Linked DNA regions of Mus musculus: region 1 is linked to region 2. Evidence: chromatin loops called from intact Hi-C (ENCODE). Cell type or tissue: left cerebral cortex. All regions are shown on one strand. Each heading gives the region's core, and the rest is flanking DNA. Links, peaks and the distances in the headings are about the cores only. Region 1 has its middle 4.6 kb from the start of Ptpn13. Region 2 has its middle 4.8 kb from the start of Gm30443.

Region 1 (2,907 bases), core at 100-2,599, 56 kb before region 2:
ATCCACCCAAACATGAGCAGGTAATCGGAGCGCCACAGCTCAAGAAAGACTTTGTGAGAGAGATGCAGGTACTCACACTTCCAAGGGAATGAAGAATTACCTGAGGGGGTGGGGTGGTAATGGAAATCAGATAGGACTACAGGTACCCTCGGGGCCACTGAATACACAGGTTATTTTCTTCTGGGGAGTAGCTGAACTCTCTTTAAAACACAAGAATCCCCCTAGGATGCAAGGGTTACATGACAGCAAAGGCACAGATAAATCTAAATGCTGAGAGGCAGCCTGGCAGCTCAGAGGTGAAGAGAACACAGCCCTCTGCTGAGAAGGCCAGTTCAAATCCTGGCCAGACGCCTGCCTTCGTTGACCCTCCTTTTCCTACCATAAAGTGAGGTAAATAAATCGGCACGTACGTCCGTCGAGATTGGAAACATACCGCAGGATCAAGCGGAGATACTCATCTGTCTGAGAACTGTTTGTAAACTTGAAAGGAGGGCTTTAAACCATCAGACAACAGAAGCCAGATGGTTTGGGAATGAATGTTTTACGTGATAGGGTTTTTGAAGGTAAGTTTTGTTCTAAGGGAAAAAAGTTGGAAAATGCCTGGTGGGTCCTAGGACTTGCGAGCCCTGTGAAAGAAAAATTTAATTGTGGCACACGTCAAGTTCAACCTTCCATGGCCCCCAAGTTGCTTTTCGATACTTAATTCTTGTGCTTGTCTCTCACTTGCCACCTTGATCGGGGATTGTTCATCTTCAGATTAGTGCTGGCCATATGTTTGGCTCACGTGGTCCCTCTGTTTCCACTTGGCCTGCCAGTGCTGAGGCCTGTAACAGCTCCCCAATATTTTCCTCTCCCACATTCCTTAGCGGGGGAAATTCTCACTGCAAGCTGCTAACGAGTTCAACTGCAGAGGTGTTATCTTTAGGTCATGGTTAAAATTCACTTTAGCTTCTAGCTTTCTCTCTGTATGTTAATGTGGACCGGCATTATCAGATTAGGTTGTTGTCACTTTAAACCCTGAGGGAGAGAGATACTGGAGCAGTAAATTTTAATTAGTGCAGAGGCAGGTTGGGAAGTTGGTTTCAGGGATCAGAAGCCAGCGGGGAGACAGGAATCTGGTGTGTGTAGGGGGGGTGGGGGGAGGCTTGTGGTATGCTGGTGACCCTCAGGGCTAATGATACCATGGGAAGGGATCAAGGAGGTGTGTGGAGTTCTGTAGGTGTGGCGCTGAAGTCAAACTGCCTAATTCACGATTTTTCCTGGGGTTGGTCCCTTCCTGACTCATTCTGCAACTTGTCCCGGCAGGTTATGCAACCGCCTGTTCAGTGTGGTTGAAGAGAGCACGGCAAGCGACTACTTTTGTTTTAAATGCAGCCAGGCTAGAACATACGCAAAGCGACCTCATGTGAATATTCTGTGTGGCAATGGGACCCGTAGAGAAAAGCCCATGGGGCTGCTGATCTTGGATTGAGGGTGTCCTGCCAAGTGGAGATGGAGGCACAGGGACGCTGTCTAGTTTCTGATCTGTTTTAAAGGAGACACTGTGAGGGGAGTAAGGCCTGGGTGGAGAGCTGATTATTAAAGGCTTCATTGGGTGGAGTTTAATAAACCCAGGCTTCAGTTTCTTAGGGAAAAAAAAATTGAAGCTGATTATCTTGGTTTTTCTATTTCCCTCATAATAATGTCTACTAGGAAGCTTGGAATGAAACTTGTCTCATACAGAGACTGACCAACAACACTTCAGAGCCAACCTGGGCTTATGATATTCACATACATGGAGAAAATTAATGTTTGTTGTGTGACAAAGTTATTCCTGGGGAAATGAAACACACATCTACTCAGATAGGAAGCCCAAGACAGATCAAACCCTAACCCTTTGATACCATCGATGTCCAACTTGGTGAACCATGTGGTGGGGGGTGGGGTGGGGTGTTTACTAACTAATATGGGTGCGGGGTCACTTACATTAGCAGAAATGACTTGAGACAGCTGAATCTCCAAGGCCCACCCCAGCATGAGTGACAGCTCACGAAGCCAGGAAACCTCCAGCACGTGACACAGCCTGTAGGCAGCTCAACAGGTTGGAGACTGTCCTTTCCAGGTAACTCAGGTCTGAGCCTCTTCCAGGCAGGCAGTAACCACCTTCTGGTCAGGTCTCAAGAGTCTTCTTCGCATCTTGGCTTCTCTGAGAGTGGCTCTTAGCTTTTATTGTTATCCTCTAGCAAGGAGGGCCTCATGGATCTCACCAGTTTCAGGGACTTCCGGAAGCTATTCTGAGTTGTTTAAGTCTGTTGAAGGCAATTTCCTGCAGGTTGGAATGTTTCAATCTCGAGGAAACTCTTACCTAACAATTGTGCTGACATTGTTACCTTAGGTGGTCCTTTAGGTAAAAACAAATGTAGAGAACTCTTAATGGTAATCAATGTACAGCCTAGCGCTCTTTTACATTCATTAAGTAACCTTCTGATCCTGACCCAGGCTGGAGGACCATGGCCCTGTGCTGAAAGGCCCGAGCTGTCTTTCTTTCTAGAGTGCAGAATCGGCTGTGTTCTGTTTTGGTTTTACTAAAGGGAATGGATAATGGATAACCTTCCGAGATTTAGAATGGGACTTGTGGAATATGTCCCACTTGTCTTGCCCATGGTAACTGAGGAGAGCCTTTCAACAGAGGAGAGCCTTTCAACAGCGGTCAGCTTCTTGAAGGAGAATATGCAGGACATTTTTTTTCTTAATCACTTTTACCATTTTTAGACCTTGATTTCATTTCTAATAAAAAAAGTTATCTTTCCCACCAATATTTACTTAAGTACACACAAATCAAACTACCTGTTTACATTAGCAGTAAAACTTGTTTTGACTATGGGAAACAGGGGAGGGCGAGTAGGAGGGGTGGGGATAACTAGTTTA
Region 2 (2,907 bases), core at 108-2,607:
AAGGGAGCAATACTTTGGTAAAATATATTTATTTAGCAACTCTTGGCTCCCACTGCTCAAACACTCGATTTTAAAGAAACATCCACAGCCAGGCCACAAAGTAGCCAAGAACAAGGAAGAGTGAAGGTATGCTCAGAGTAATTGGGGAAGCTCGGGGTGGGAGAGATTGAGCCCGAGAGTGAGTTATCCCAGAACAGATGGAGGCGGCCACGTTAGCTTTGCACTAAACTGTACTGTAGCTTTGAATCTATTTTCGTGATAAACTACTCATAACAAAGCTTACCACGTTAACCATGTTTATGTATGCAGTTCGGCGGCATTCCACCCTATACTGTTGTGTGACCCTTGTTGCTTGCTGTTTCCAGAACAGTCTTCTTCCTGTGGTGAAACTAAACCCTCCCCTCTCACCTCCCCACCAGCCTCAGGTAACCACTGCTGCGCTTTCTCTAAGTGTAGACGGAGTCACAGCAAATATTTTTCTTCCCCCCCCCCCCCCCCCGTAGAGATTATTTCGCTTAGCAAGACTTCTTCCAAGGGTCACCAGTGTCGTGGTATTTTGCTTAACTTTCTAAAGTGGTCATAGCCACATCCTGCTGACTCTGGTCCTGGAGCTGTACAAGGTAATTCCACAGGCTGGGTGAGGGAGTCCCGGGGTGGGGTGGGGAGGTGACTGGGAATGGGGGAGGGACACAGAGCCCTTCCAGCTGCTCAGGAAAGGTTGAGGTGGAGAGGAAGAAGGAGGCGGAGCGCTGTGGATGCGGGCAGCTCAGTGGGCAGCGAGGACCACGCCAGCGCCAGCGCAGGAGGCGGGGCTGCCGGGCTGTACTGGAGGTCTCAATAACTGGGGTTATGGTAGACTGAGAATGGAAAGTGAGTGGAGAGTGACTCAGCTGGGGTGGGGGTGCCCAACACATTGTTTCATGCAGAGTTTCTAAAGGAACGGCAATAGGTAACCTAACAGGCATTTGGGCAGGAGCGGGGTAATGATTTACTCAAAATAGTTGGCATCAGGAAAGATAAGGGGGTGGAAACCGCCAAGCGCTTTCAGGGCTAATCAGCTTAATTTGGCAGGGACTGAGGGTTTGTATGGAATGCAGAGAGAGAGATAGGAGGTTGTCGAAGCCCGTTTCTAAAGTACCACGACTGACAAGCAGTTGGTTCTGATCATTTACTAAGCAATGGGCACCAATAGAAAACAAATGGCTCTGTCCTTTGTCTCAAATCCCTAAACTGTAGATCTTGACCTTAATTAGACCAATTAGCACACAGCCTTATAGTAGCTTGCGAGACAGATGCATCTCCTAGGAGACTGTAACTGCCTGAGAGCAAAACTGCTTCGCTACATAGTGGCCCTTCTAGCCTTAAACTCACACCTCTGAACTGCCTGCTGCCTTCTATAGCATCCCGAGACTTGAAGGGGTCGGGGTTAAGAGGTTTTGATGGGAGGCACAGAATAAACTAGAAAGGCTACAATTTAGAAAGGTTAATTACAATTAACCTGATGAGCCTGTGCTGTGAGGAGGGTGCGGGGGTGGGGGATGAGTCAGGCTGCGCAAGGGAAGGTATTTTAGTAATTCGATGGTGGGGTTAAGACAGACCCTCTCTTCTGGGCTTAAACAGGAAGGGCAGGCTCTGGAAAGGAATCTGGTGTGATTATCTGGTCTTCTGTGGCAGCCAAAGCGGAGGGTAGGATGAAGTGCAGGATGAAGCACCGCTACCCCTGCATATTTTCGGCTGTGGAATCCTGACCATGTCGCTGCACACAGAGCCCAGTCTAAAGCCTCCCTGCCTGAAATCACGTTGGTGGTCTTGGTCTCTATCAATATGTTTAATACTGCCTTTGAGCATGAGAAAGGTTGCACTTGATTTTGGTTGACATTGGGGAGCACAGCGACTTGTTTCCAAGCTATACCTATAGAAATAAGGTTACTTGCAGAGTAGAGCCTATACATTCACCCTGCTACAAGTACAGATTATCAATTTATACCTATAAACCACAAGAGATTGCTTTAGGTCTGGAACTAAAGAATATGGATGAAATCCAGGAGATATGAAATTCTCAGCAATGTTTTGGCATGAAAAAAAAATCACTGCTTCGTGTTTTAAAAATCTTTGGTTTGAAGCCTTTTTTTTGCTGCTGTTAAAATATAAAATGTCAATTTTTGTTTGTTTTTTTGTTTTCTGAGACAGGGTTTTTCTGTGTAGCCCTGGCTGTCCTGGAACTCACTCAGGCTGGCCTCGAACTCAGAAATCTACCTGCCTCTACCTCCCTAGTGCTGGGATTAAAGGCATGTGCCACCACTGCCCGGCTATAATGTCAATTATTTATTTAGGGCTTTTTTTCTTTCTCTCTTCCTTTCCTTTTTCCTTTCCTTTCCTTTCCTTTCCTTTCCTTTCCTTTCCTTTCCTTTCCTTTCCTTTCCTTTCCTTTCCTCTCCCTCTTCTCCTCTCCCTCCTCTCCCTCCTCTCCCTCCTCCCCCTCCCCCTCTCCTCTCTCTGCTCTCCCCTCTCCCCCTCCCTCTACCTCTCCCCTCCCCTCCTTTCCCTTTTGCCTTTTCCCTCTTCCCTTTTTTCCCTTCTCCCTTTTCCTTTTCCCCTTTCCCCTTTTCCCTTTTCTTCCCCTTTCCTTTCCCTTCCTTTCATTCTGGAGTGAAGCAGCAGTCTCCCTGTTTAGTAGATACCCCATCTGCTGCTGAGGTACATCTGTCATAAATTCCTTCATCATTCATTCCTTCCAACTGGGCAGGTGTATCTGCTCCCCTGATTGGTTGCCTATCAGACCAGAATCTGATCTGTTTCACTGGCAAATCTCCCCGCTTACAATAGGTTGTCAATGGTGTGGTCTCTTAGTCTTCAACTGCACCACAGAGGCATCCCTCACCCCACCTTCCAAGTCATGACTGTTGT

The links. Peaks named below come from ENCODE experiments on the same cell type or tissue, not always from the same donor. Only the 100,000 strongest peaks of a DNase experiment are listed, where the experiment ranks them.
Region 1: a loop joins it to region 2, with 2.4 times the contacts of the local background. A loop is called at or near these places in 4 of 42 quality-filtered maps.

The regions. Positions count from the first base shown.
Region 1 is chr5:103,419,144-103,422,050 of GRCm38, reverse strand. No RefSeq gene overlaps it. Among named protein-coding and RNA genes, the nearest start is that of Ptpn13, 4.6 kb to the left of the region's middle. In left cerebral cortex, for the core only: no CTCF peak of the experiment used is centred there; a DNase peak (open chromatin) is centred at 1,342.
Region 2 is chr5:103,363,373-103,366,279 of GRCm38, reverse strand. No RefSeq gene overlaps it. Among named protein-coding and RNA genes, the nearest start is that of Gm30443, 4.8 kb to the right of the region's middle. In left cerebral cortex, for the core only: no CTCF peak of the experiment used is centred there; DNase peaks (open chromatin) are centred at 219 and 1,132; H3K4me3 peaks cover 249 bases.